Linked DNA regions of Homo sapiens: region 1 is linked to region 2. A link is a contact called in ENCODE Hi-C or POLR2A ChIA-PET data. All regions are on one chromosome and are shown on one strand. The core of a region is the stretch at or near the end of the contact, and the rest is flanking DNA. Distances in the headings are between cores, read along the strand shown. Region 1 overlaps LOC101929974 (a long non-coding RNA gene). Region 2 overlaps SFSWAP (splicing factor SWAP).

The links. Hi-C counts contacts between places; a loop is a spot of excess contacts on that map. ChIA-PET counts read pairs that join two places held with the same protein, here RNA polymerase II (POLR2A). Pooled maps may share reads with other maps.
Region 1: a loop to region 2 is called in a pooled map, with 3 times the contacts of the local background. The contact joins two enhancer-like sites. A Hi-C loop is called at or near these places in 3 of 50 pooled maps. POLR2A ChIA-PET finds 5 or more read pairs at or near these places in 2 of 52 experiments (H1 and naive thymus-derived CD4-positive, alpha-beta T cell).

What each region holds. Positions count from the first base shown.
Region 1 is chr12:131,508,058-131,513,624 of GRCh38, forward strand. All of the region lies in intron 1 of LOC101929974 (a long non-coding RNA gene), which reads right to left. Among named protein-coding and RNA genes, the nearest start is that of LINC02414, 140 kb to the right of the region's middle. RefSeq lists an enhancer at 3,159-3,208. Within about 2 kb of position 3,879, at least 3 of the 41 ENCODE cell types and tissues checked have a DNase peak (open chromatin) inside an H3K27ac peak, as active enhancers do.
Region 2 is chr12:131,772,812-131,778,839 of GRCh38, forward strand. SFSWAP (splicing factor SWAP) reads left to right here. Exons shown (of 18, transcript NM_004592.4): 14 at 5,254-5,519. Among named protein-coding and RNA genes, the nearest start is that of MMP17, 53 kb to the right of the region's middle. RefSeq lists enhancers at 625-1,250, 982-1,171, 1,251-1,875. Within about 2 kb of position 1,265, at least 6 of the 41 ENCODE cell types and tissues checked have a DNase peak (open chromatin) inside an H3K27ac peak, as active enhancers do.

The DNA of each region.
Region 1 (5,567 bases), core at 2,629-5,128, 260 kb before region 2:
CCCTCTTAACTCCTCCAGCGTGCACAGACGCGGACTCTTGACTGATGAGAGGCCACGTAACAAACAACTAGTCTGATGGTCATTGACAAATTGGGTGTCATTGATGGCACTTAATGGCACCAAGAGCTAGAATTCTTTAAGTCGCAACTTCCTGAAAAGCAGGGCTGTCTCCTTCCATTGAGCACTGTTCTCTCATAAGAGACACTGGGAATTACTGTCTAAAGGTCCACCCTAGGGACTCATAAATATCTAAAATCCCATGTTGAGGAGGTGTGACTGAGAGGGGCAGCAGATTGAAGTCTCTCACCCTTCTTAGCTGGGTGGCCATTTAGTAAAGGCAAATGATCAGCTCCCAATACCAAGGCATCCAAGCATTTCACATGCAAAAAACAAGTATCTAAGGTTGAAATGTGTCACGCATCCCCTGGAGGTGCCCTGACCTCCACAAAGAGCCATTTGGAACATCTTGGCACAGTTAATTACTCCCTCTTACCTGGAAAGGTGACTGAGTTAATGCATGTCCCACTGAGATATATCAGCTTTGGTAGGAGATCTCTTGCAGCTAAGAAGGAATCATGATACAGAACTTTAGAAACCAGGCAGACCATCAAATCAGTTGTTTGTTACACGGCCCCTCACTCAGTCAGGGGAGTCCACATCTGTGCATGCTGGAGAAATTGATAGGGCTGCTGGTGCTGGGTGATGGGGCATAAATTCCCCCAATGGTTAGTATTGATGGCTATGGCCTCTTTCCAAAGAAATAAGCTCTCAGAATTACACACAGTGGCTGAAGCCATTTTTAGCAGGTGGAGGCCACATATCACAGCCACAGAGATTTGTTTCCTTAGACCTTAAAGATTATTTCTCATTCTGATGGCCAATCCCTCATTGAGGGCAAAGATAAAATGGTTTCCGGGAGAATGGACACAAACCCTATCTCCCACGCCCCCATCAGTGCTCCCGACCTGCTCATTGACAGGATTTGAGGAGAGCCCAAAGATCCCACTTACTGCAGAAGATGAACAAGCAGAATCTCAGAGCACCCAGTTCCTTTTCTCTAAAGAGTACAGGATGTTGTCAGGATAAACTGATCCTTCCAAGCACTATTTAGTGTGAAGAAATCTAAGGCTTATTATAGCAGAGTCTTAAATGTCAGCATTCATGGGAATCACCCAGAGGGTTTGTTAAAACATAGATTGCTGGGCTCTACTCCTACAGTGTCTGAGCAGGTCTGGGAAGCAGGACTGACAATTTGTATTTCTACCAAGTTTCCAGGTGATGCTGATGCTGCTGGCCCAGGGACCCCACTTTGAGAACCACTGGATTTAATGGGAAAGGAGCAATATTGCCAGATGGCACAGGACCCAGTGCTATGCTCCTCCTAAAGAACTATTATCCAAAAAGCAGGCCCTACTGTAGGGCTGGCTGCTGACCTGGGGGAATTGTGAGAGTCAACCCCAGGGTTCTTGGGAGATGTGGCCCCAGTTAACCTGGAGTCACAGGTGGCTCTGGCAAGCATCCCTCTCCCACCTGCCCTTTTCACAGGCCCGCACTCAGGGTCTTAGCAGTTGGAAGCATGTGGTGAGAGTCACTAGGTCATCATTGGCTTTCCCTAAGGTTGTGTGGCAAAATCCCCACGTCAGTTCGAGGCCACGCCCTGCAAGTCAGTTCCTCAGAGAAGGCCCTACCTGTTGACACAGAGGATGAAAAAGAAGCTAACAAAATGTAGAAGCTGGCATTGGAGTAGAGGGCACGGGCAGGGGAACAAACCCTTGCAAACCCCACTGCCCACACATGTGGCCGTTCCTACTCTGCGCACTGCCTCCCTCAGCGTGGGTGGAAGTATCTCTAGGCCATATGCTCGGGGAAGCACTGATCATTAAATTAGCCCTGCTCTTGCTCTAATTAAGACTCCCATCTGTTTCACTCATTAACCACCACTGGCCTGTTCCTGCCTCTGGTGTTTCACTTCATATTTCAAAGGAGTCAACTGCCTCTCTCCAGCCAAAATCACCAAGGGTCCAGGTTGTAAATCAAGTGGGGCTCAAGGGCAGCCCCTCCTGAGTTCTAAGTCACTATAGTCACACTTCTGCTCAGGCCCTTTGGGGTCCCTGCCCACCACACAGCCACCTGATGAGCCCCATCTACTCCTTGTCACTCACGGATTCTCTCCTCTCCTCAGTGGGGTCTTCCTCCCGCCCACCGGTGAGCTCCAAGGCTTGATCCTTCACAGCCCATCACACCTGGTGTATGCCTCAGTTTACCCCTCATCACCTGGCCCAATGACTGAGACTCTGTCTCCCTCATAGACTATAGGTTCCCTAAAGGCTGGGACTTGGTCTTTTTGTCTCTGTAACCCCAAAGTGCATCCCAGCACCAGGACTCAGAAGCCCTCAGGAAATGAACATTGAAAGAATGAGTGAATGAATGAATGATGAACAAATGGATGGACGTGCAAAACTGCTGCACACGGATCTGGCACCTCCCTGGAGGAGGTGAGACACGGCCATAATGAGCTTCCTTGTCAAGAGCCCAAGAGCCTGGCAATGACAGCTCCTGGCAATGGGTGCCTATAAAACCCAGAATTGTTTCAGCACTTCGGCTCTCAGAGAAACTGCAGCCAGCTTGTTCTCATAAGACTAATGCAATAAAAATAAAACACCTGTTTCTGGGAAACAAAAATATCATGCATTATTCAGCTACCATCTTTAGATCCTGGGAAACTGTATCTGAAAGGATCAATCACTGAGAAATAGGTACCAAAATGTGCTACTTTTAAAGTGATGGTCTGTTGTTTCTTAAAATGAACAACAAAAGATCTTTGGGGAACAGGCCTAGCTGAAGCTCTCTGAGGACTCTCAACATAGGCAGAGCTGCCAGTGTCCCTGGTCAAACACAGAAGGAGAGGGGTCCCTGGATCTGGAGGAGGCTCTGGGCAGGGGGGATCGTAGCGAAGATGCGCTTTCCTCTCTGATGCCATGACCCCCTTCTGTTTCCCCAAGGCCAGCCCTGGTCTGGGGGGCTCCAGCCTTCCCACATCCACCTGCTCCTGGGTGCACTTCCGTGGGGCTCTCACCCTCACAGCCCGCCCCCAGGATCCCAGATCCCACTCATACAACCCGAACATTCTCTGCTTCTTTCTCGGGAGTCTGGAATCATGATCAGTAAGTCTAGACTTTTTTTGAAAATGCCAATGCCAAAGCCAAAGCCAGGCCATGGGGCCCAAGGAAGCATTCCTCTCATCCTCCTCTGAATACTGGGCATGGAGAAAACCAGGAGACACAGACTCAGAAAGGGCCAAGTCAATTTCCTAAAGATGTTATAATTGCTCACTTCCCAGCTAGCTCTGATGCCTGCAAGCTCTTCACCAACCCCAGGAGGTGAGCGTCATGCAAATGATACCAATTTCCCACCCCCGTCCTGTCTCTGAATAGACAGGAAGTACATGAGTCAGTAGCATTTGACACTCACAGAGGAAGGTGCTGCTGAGAGAGGCCTGGGACAAGCAAGAGGAAGGAACAGACTCAGGGGAAGACTGTGAGGGTGGCATGTGGCAGAGCCGCCCACCAGCACCCAGACCACCTCCTAGGCCCTGTGCACGTGGAGACTGAGTGAGGACTTCCCAGAGTCTGCAGGTGGTGCCCACCCTGTCCTCCGAGGGAAAGTGAGACAGTCACCCCAGGCTGGGCTGAGCAGCCCACGGGTCGCTGCAACCCTCACACTGCACCTCACTATTCCCTAAAGGGCCCTGCAGGACTGGTTCCATCCCTTCTCTGGCCACATCTGTGTCAGGGATTCCAGGACCATCCCCAGGTTCAGAGACTCCCAGGACTCAGGCTGCAATTTATTACAGTGAAAGGACAACCTGCAAAAACAGCAAAGAGAAAGGCACAAGGGGAACCAGGCACAAGCTCCCAGAGTCCCCTCCCTGGGGAGTCACACAGCACATGTCTAATTCCCCAGCGATGAGATGTGACAACACATGTGAGTGCTGTCTATGAGGGACGCTCACTAGAGACTCGGCACCCAGGGTTTACTGGGGTCTGGTCACGTCAGCACCTGTGCCTGGCATAGTCCAAAATCCCAGCCTCTCAGAGGGAAAGCAGGTCCTCAGCATAAACCCTATTGTTTGCACACGCAGCCATTCAGTGAATCAGTGTGGGGGCCTGTTTATCGGCAAAGCTCCCAGGCCCCAGCTGAGGGCCAACCTTGCCAGCAGGCCTCTGCAGGGAGGGCATCTTTGGCCTTCATGGTTAATTCCTTCTGCACAAGTACCACCTCTGTCCCGCCCATGCTCACCGTCCCCAGCCACATGAGCTCCCACCAGCACCTTGACCTCCTGCAGGCTCAGCCTGGCACCGCTCCCAACTCCATCCATGCACAGCTGGCTCCTTGTTGGCATCCAGGGCTCAGATCAATGTCACCTCCCCACAGTCACCTCCTCCCCACAACCACCCAGTCTACAGTAGCCTGCGTCCTACGTACCACCACACAGCACAGTGTTAGGCCCTCCCCACACTGTTCTTAAATGTTCTTATTTGTTTACTACCTGTCCTTGCTGGGATGCCAGTTCCCAGAGAACAGGAGCCTGGTCTATACCCTCAGATCCTAACCAGTGTGTGCACATGATGAATGCACGTGTGATGGTTACTACTTAGTATCAACCTGATCGGATTGAAGGATACAAAGTATTGATCCTGGGTGTGTCTATGAGGCTGTTGCCAAAGGAGATTCACATTCGAGTCAGTGGGCCGGGAAAGGCAGACCCGCCCTTAATCTGGGTGGGCACCATCTAATCAGCTGCCTGCTCAGCTCAAATATAAGCAGGCAGAAAAATGTGAAAAGAGAGACCGGCCTAGCCTCCCAGCCTACACCTTTCTCCCGTGCTGGATGCTTCCTGGATGATCCCTTGAACTGGACTTGGACTTGGACTGGCTCTCCTTGCTCCTCAGTCTGCAGACGGCCTATTGTGGGACTTTGTGATCGTGCGAGTTAATACTTAATAAGCTCCCCTTTATCTATCTATCTATATATATATATATATATATATATATATATATATATATATATATGTTTGTGTGTGTGTGTGTGTGTGTGTGTCTGTATTCCACTAGTTCTGTCCCTCTAGAGAACTCTAACACAGCACATAAGAAGACGGGTGTTCATGAATACCTGAGTGAATGAAATTAAAAGTGTTCTGGGAACTGAGATGTTAATACACTCCTGTGTTGGGATTGTTCTCAGAGGACCCGGCTGTAGCATTCACAGCAAGGTGAGGCATCCCAGGGCCATGCTGCCTCTGGCCTCACTTCCTGCTCCTCTGCCCCTCACTCTGCATGCCCAGCATCTGAGCCCCTGACTGCCCCCCTCCCTAAAACCTTCATCTGCCCAAGGTCCATGCCCTGGCTGTCCACGGGGCTAATGTGTGCCTTTATGTTTGCTCACATATCACCTCAGCAAGCCCTTGCCTGACCAGGTAATTTAAATGGAACTTCCTCAGCCCTGACGGCCTCATCCACCCCTGAACAGTGCCATGGCTGTATTCACCCAAGGCACATTCAGGCTTC
Region 2 (6,028 bases), core at 15-2,514:
TCCAGCAAGAATCAGGTCACACGAACGAATTAAAGGGTGGTGAATATGGAGGACTTTATTGAGCTGTGGAAGTGGCTCTCAGCAGAAAGGGAAGCTGACAAGGGGGTACAGCAGGAAGATAATTTTCCCCTGGAGTCTGGCCATCCCTCAGCCAAACTCCTCTCCAACATCCAGCTGCTTCCTCTCCTCTCTTTGCTCAGATGCTTTCTCTTCTGTGTGTGTCCCCTTTGTCTGGAGTCTGGGGTTCTTATGGGCACAGGATAGGGGGCAGAGCAGGCCAAAAGGCAACATTCAGGTGGGAAAACAGGGATAGTTGTCACTTTGGGCCACGGGTCCAGGCTTGAGTGTGAAGCCCTCACCAGTATTTCCCTGCCTCCTGCCTGTATCACATACATTCTCTCTTCATTCCTAGTGTGTGTTCGTAATCCAGGATGAAGAGAAGGGAGAAGTCTTCATTGAACCCCTTTTTTCATGCGGTCATTTACATAGTAGCAACAGACTGCAGGATGATTTCTTAGATTCCACAAATTTTTTTTCTTTTTCTTTTTGAGAGAGTCTCACTCTGTCGCCCGAGCTAGAATGCAGTGGTACCATCACAGCTCACTGCAGCCTTGACCTCCCGGCCTGAAGCACTCCTCCTACCTCAGCCTCCAAAGTAGCTAGGACTTACATGCACTTGCCACCATGCCCAGCTAAATTTTTTTGTATTTTTGGTAGAGATGGGATTTTGCTATATTGCCCAGACTGGTCTTGAACTCCTGGCCTCAAGCAGTTCTCCCGCCTTGGCCTCTCAAGATGCTAGGATGACAGGCATGAGCCACTGCACCCAGCCCACAAATGTTTTCAAGTTACTGATCTGCCAAGTTTACAATTCCAGTAAGAGTTTGAAAAGGAAATAGGAACTGAAACCTGCCTGTGTTTGCTGAATCTCTGCTGTGTGCTAGGTGCTGAGGTGCTTTGGGATATGCATTAGAAGCTTGCTTGTTAACCAGTGACCATGACTGCATTTGAGCTGTTGCTGTTCACACATGGGCATTTCCATCAGGACAGCACAGCCAGGAGGAGAGTGGCGGCTCCGGGACCTGGGGCTCAGGCGAGGCCTTGAGGAGCTTACCAGAATAGTGAGGGCCCACGAGGGCCAAAGACCCACAAGTGGTAAAGGACAGGTGGCCCCACTCAGGAAGACACTTTCTCAGGCAGAACCGGAATGACAATGGGAGGCCAGTTGTGGAGAGCCTGGGACGCCAGAATAAGTGAGCACGAGAGACCGACAGGATGAGAGCCGCATTTCCGCTGAGACAGTGTGGCTGCGGGGCACGGGGCGCTGGAGCAGAGTGGAGGCAGGGGTGGGAGGATGCACCTGGGCAGGACGTGGTAGGGCAGTGGGGCTGGGTGAAGGGATGGAGAGCAACGCCGCAGTGTTGGTTATCCCTTTCATAGTTAATGTAGTGTCCTTCACAAATAAGATTTCTTTTATTTTCAAATACAATCAGATACAAAGTCAGTCTGCTTTTGAGCGGTTTGTTTTGCCACAGTAGGAAATAATCGTTGCTGGTTCATGTGCTAATTTTGTTGCCAAATACTTCATCGTGACACAGGGGGACTAATCAATGTTAATTTCCAGTGTTACAGAAGTGGCCGGCGGTAAGCTGTTAATGCTCTCATAAATGACCATTTTTCAGAAGTTATTTGCTTTGTCCCGGACTCTACCTAAACCAATGTACGTCTGCCCCCCTACATTCAAACATGACTTCCGTTTTGATCATTTTTGCTGGAATATTAAAAATGCATCTCAAAGGCAGCTGTGGTTTCTGGGAAGCTGTGTTTGGCATCAGTCCTTGTTCACTTTTAGCACTTGAAGCTGAAAAAAGCAGTAATGTCAACATAATGAACCATCTTAATTCAGCCTGGCAGAGGTCACAACAGCTCTAGTTTTCACCTTCATGGTGAAGGATGATCGTGTTGTTGGAATAAATAGACCTGGACTTGATTACAAGTGACATTTGAAAGTGTTGATTCAGATTGTCCCGTCGCTTCAAAATGGAGCCCTAGTCTTTAAGCACAGTGGTGAGATAAGTATTATTAATGACAGGCATTAGTTAGGATAAAGGCAAAAAAAAAAGTTTGGAGGCTCAAATCATTAAGTTGGCAGTAGAAATATGAATAGAAACTCAGCTGGAGAGTTGACTCCTCGCACTCCTGTTTGTCTTGACTGTGCCTCAGATGGCGTCTCGCGCCCGTTTGGTTTTGTCTTTCACAGACGTTTGCCAGGGACCATGTTTTTCCATCTCCCCTCTGTTTTAACACAGCGCCTTACCAATCACACACCAAATTAGTGCAGTGATTTTGTGAGCGTGGAGAGAGTAAATGAGGAGAGTTCTTCACCAGAAAAAGACAGCAAAGACGTGTTTCTCTTCCTTCTCGTCACAGAACAAACTCCTTACTCGAGGGTGGAGTATGTGTCTCAGCTCTCCTTCTCTTCAGCTCTCTCTTTGTTTTCCTGGGGAAATCCCGGGCCTTGTTGAAAGGACCTGCAGCAGCTCTGACTTCCCGAACACTCACAGGTGCCCGTGTTGAGGTTCCCAATGGCGTCTTTCAGCCCCTGGGCCGGCTTGCTTTCTGCGCAGCGTGTGCTCCTGATGTAGAGGCCGTGGATACTGGCATTTTTTTAGTGCATCAGCTGATTTCTCTGGTGTCCACCCAGGGCTCGCCTCAGAGGATGTGCTCAGCTCGCAAACCTGTGTTCTTTGCTCTTTGCAGAATGGAAGCCCTCTCCCTTTCGGTGTGTATGGGAGAGGCCATAGCTAGGATGTTGAGCCTCTGAAGTTGTAAAGCTTACTACCTTTTTATTTATTGTATGTTTAATTTAAAGGATCATTTAGCATTGCTTGTGGGCAAATCCTGACTAATGCCAGAGTGGGGGTGTTCTTGGATATAGAGCTTGCTTTGTCATTGGACGTTTGTGTGTTAGAATTATGTAAGCAATAAAATATTTTAGCTGGGCACGGTGGTTCACGCCCGTAATCTCAGCACTTTGGGATGCTGAGGTGTGCAGTTCACTTGAGGCCAGGAGTTTGAGACCAGCCTGGCCAAAATAGCAAAACCCTTTCTCTACTAAAAATACAAAAAAAAAAAAAAAAATTAGCTGAGCATGATGGCACATGCCTGTAATCCCAGCTACTCAGGAGGCTGAGGCACAAGAATCACTTGAGGCCGGAAGGCGGAGGTTGCGGTGAGCTGAGATCACGCCACTGCACTCCACCCCGGCAACAGAGCAAGACTCTGCCTCAAAACAAACAAAAATAATAAAATATTTAAAAGTTTGACCTGAAAAATATTGTTACACTTAACAGAATTTTAAATGAGAAAGACCTTTTTGATAAGAACTGTCCCACAGTAAAGTGGATTTTTTTGCCAAAATGTCCCTGGAGATAATTTAGGCAGAGACTTAAAGATGAACCTCATAGCGGCCATCAGATCCCAAGGAGGAATTCATCCCTGCCCTCTTGCCCGCCGCACACCCACAACCAGGGAGGGGCATTAGAGAGCACAGTGTAAACGGAAACAGCAAGGAGGCTGAACAGAGGGCTGAGAAATCACCGTGCCATCATAAAGCAGCCAGCTCAAGTGGAAACTCATCTTAAATTGGGGCCTGCCCCACCAGGGCTCTGCTGAATTGCTTTTGATCTCAAAGCCAAAGCAAGAAGCATAACTGTAGAAGAATCGTTTCTACAGTGTTTTCCCGCAGCCAGTTGGCCTTGCCACAGCGGACCTAAGGAGAGGAAAGAAGGGAGGGAAGCCCCCTTACCACTTTGCCTTTCACAGATGCCGTCCTGCGCACACTGCCGCGGGCTGGGCTGGAGCTCTCCCCGGGGAGCAGCTGGGGGCAGCCTGGGAGACTGGGTCCCACCCCAGCACCTAACCTGAATTTCTTCGAGGCACAAAGGATAAATTGCAGATTTTTCACTGTGTCTAAAGGTGTGAAATGTTTAACAGCTATAATTTAAAATTCACTTGAAGTGAGGAGAGAGTGAGCTTTCTGGGTAAAGAGGGGCAGGCTGCAGGCCTATGCTGTTGAAGGGTGCTGTCTCCTGATCTGGTTCCGATGCGCTGTGGTGGAAATGTGTCAGCATGCATTGAAGATTCATATGCTCTTCTGTATGTATGTAACACTCAGATGGAGAGGTTTTAAAACATCAAAGGGGAGCCTAGACCTTCTTTAAAAATTATTGTCAGAGTAGTGCCGATACTCATTTAAAAACCTAACATCGGAGGTTTGAGGAATCTCTCCTCTGGTAGTTAAAACTGTTTTTTTTGTTTTTCCTTAAGAACTATTTTTTTTTATTATACTTTAAGTTTTAGGGTACATGTGCACAACGTGCAGGTTAGTTACATATGTATACATGTGCCATGTTGGTGTGCTGCACCCATTAACTCATCATTTAACGTTAGGTATATCTCCTAATGCTATCCCTCCCCGCTCACCCCACCCCACAACAGGCCCCGGTGTGTGATGTTCCCCTTCCTGTGACCATGTGTTCTCGTTGTTCAGTTCCCACCTATGAGTGAGAACATGCGGTGTTTGGTTTTTTGTCCTTGGTGATAGTTTGCTGAGAATGATGGTTTCCAGCTTCATCCATGTCCCTACAAAGGACATGAACTCATCATTTTTTATGGCTGCATAGTATTCCATGGTGTATATGTGCCGCATTTTCTTAATCCAGTCTATCATTGTTGGACGTTTGCGTTGGTTCGAAATCTTTGCTATTGTGAAGAGTGCCACAATAAACATACGTGTGCATGTGTCTTTATAGCAGCATGATTTACAATCCTTTGGGTATATACCCAGTAATGGGATGGCTGGGTCAAATGGTATTTCTGGTTCTAGATCCCTGAGGAATGGCCACACTGACTTCCACAATGGGTGAACTAAAAAGGAACGTATTTTTTCCCAGCGTAGCATCTCTAATACTCTAATACTGTGCTCCTCTTGTTGGCTCCGGCTGTCCACAGCCTGGGGGCTGGGAAGAGAGTGCTGCCTGTGGAAATGCTCGGGAACCAGAGGGTTCACTTTCTCCTTTTGCATCCTGGGAGGTGACAAGGAGGTCACTCTGGATAGCCACAGGAGGAGACTTTCTAAGAGATGGTTGCTGTGTTTGTTGGTGTGAGGGGCCCAAAGTTGAAATTTTATAGATATACATCTTCAATGTTCTGTTTTCCCTGTTAACACCCAGATTTTCCTTTTATTCTTAGGAATCCAGCACTACGCCCTGCCCTCTACTGACTGGAGGCAGGCCTCTGCCTACTTTAGAAGTTAAACCACCCGATAGGCCTTCGAGCAAAAGCAAAGATCCACCGAGAGAAGAAGAGAAAGAAAAGAAAAAGAAAAAGCACAAAAAAAGATCTCGAACAAGATCACGTTCTCCCAAGTACCATTCGTCATCCAAGTCCAGGTCTAGATCACACTCAAAAGCAAAGCATTCTCTTCCCAGTGCCTATCGGACAGTGCGGCGGTCGAGGTGGGTGTGAAGGGGGCAGCACCTCTGGTACCCTCATGACCCCCATGTCCTTCACAGGACACCCAGTAGAGCTAGGTAGAACGTTTAAAATCAGTGCCGCTTTCATTAAGCAGACGCGTGTATGCATGTGCATGTGTGCCCTGCAAGTCCAAGTAAGATCTTTTTCAGATTTTTGTTTGTTTTATACTTAACTTTTTCTTTTTTGAGACAGAGTTTTGTTCTTGTTGCCCAGGCTAGAGTGCAGTGGTGCGATCTTGGCTCACTGCAACCTCCGCTTCCCAGGTTCAAGTGATTCTCCTGCCTCAGCCTCCTGAGTAGCTGGGATTACAGGTGCCCACCACCACGCCTGGCTAATTTTTGTATTTTTAGTAGAGACGGGGTTTCACCGTGTCGGCCAGGCTGGTCTTAAACTCCTGACCTCAGGTAATCCACCCACCTTGGCCTCCCAGAGTGCTGGGATTACAGGCCTAAGCCACCGCGCAGGCCTATACTTAACTTTTCAAAGTTCA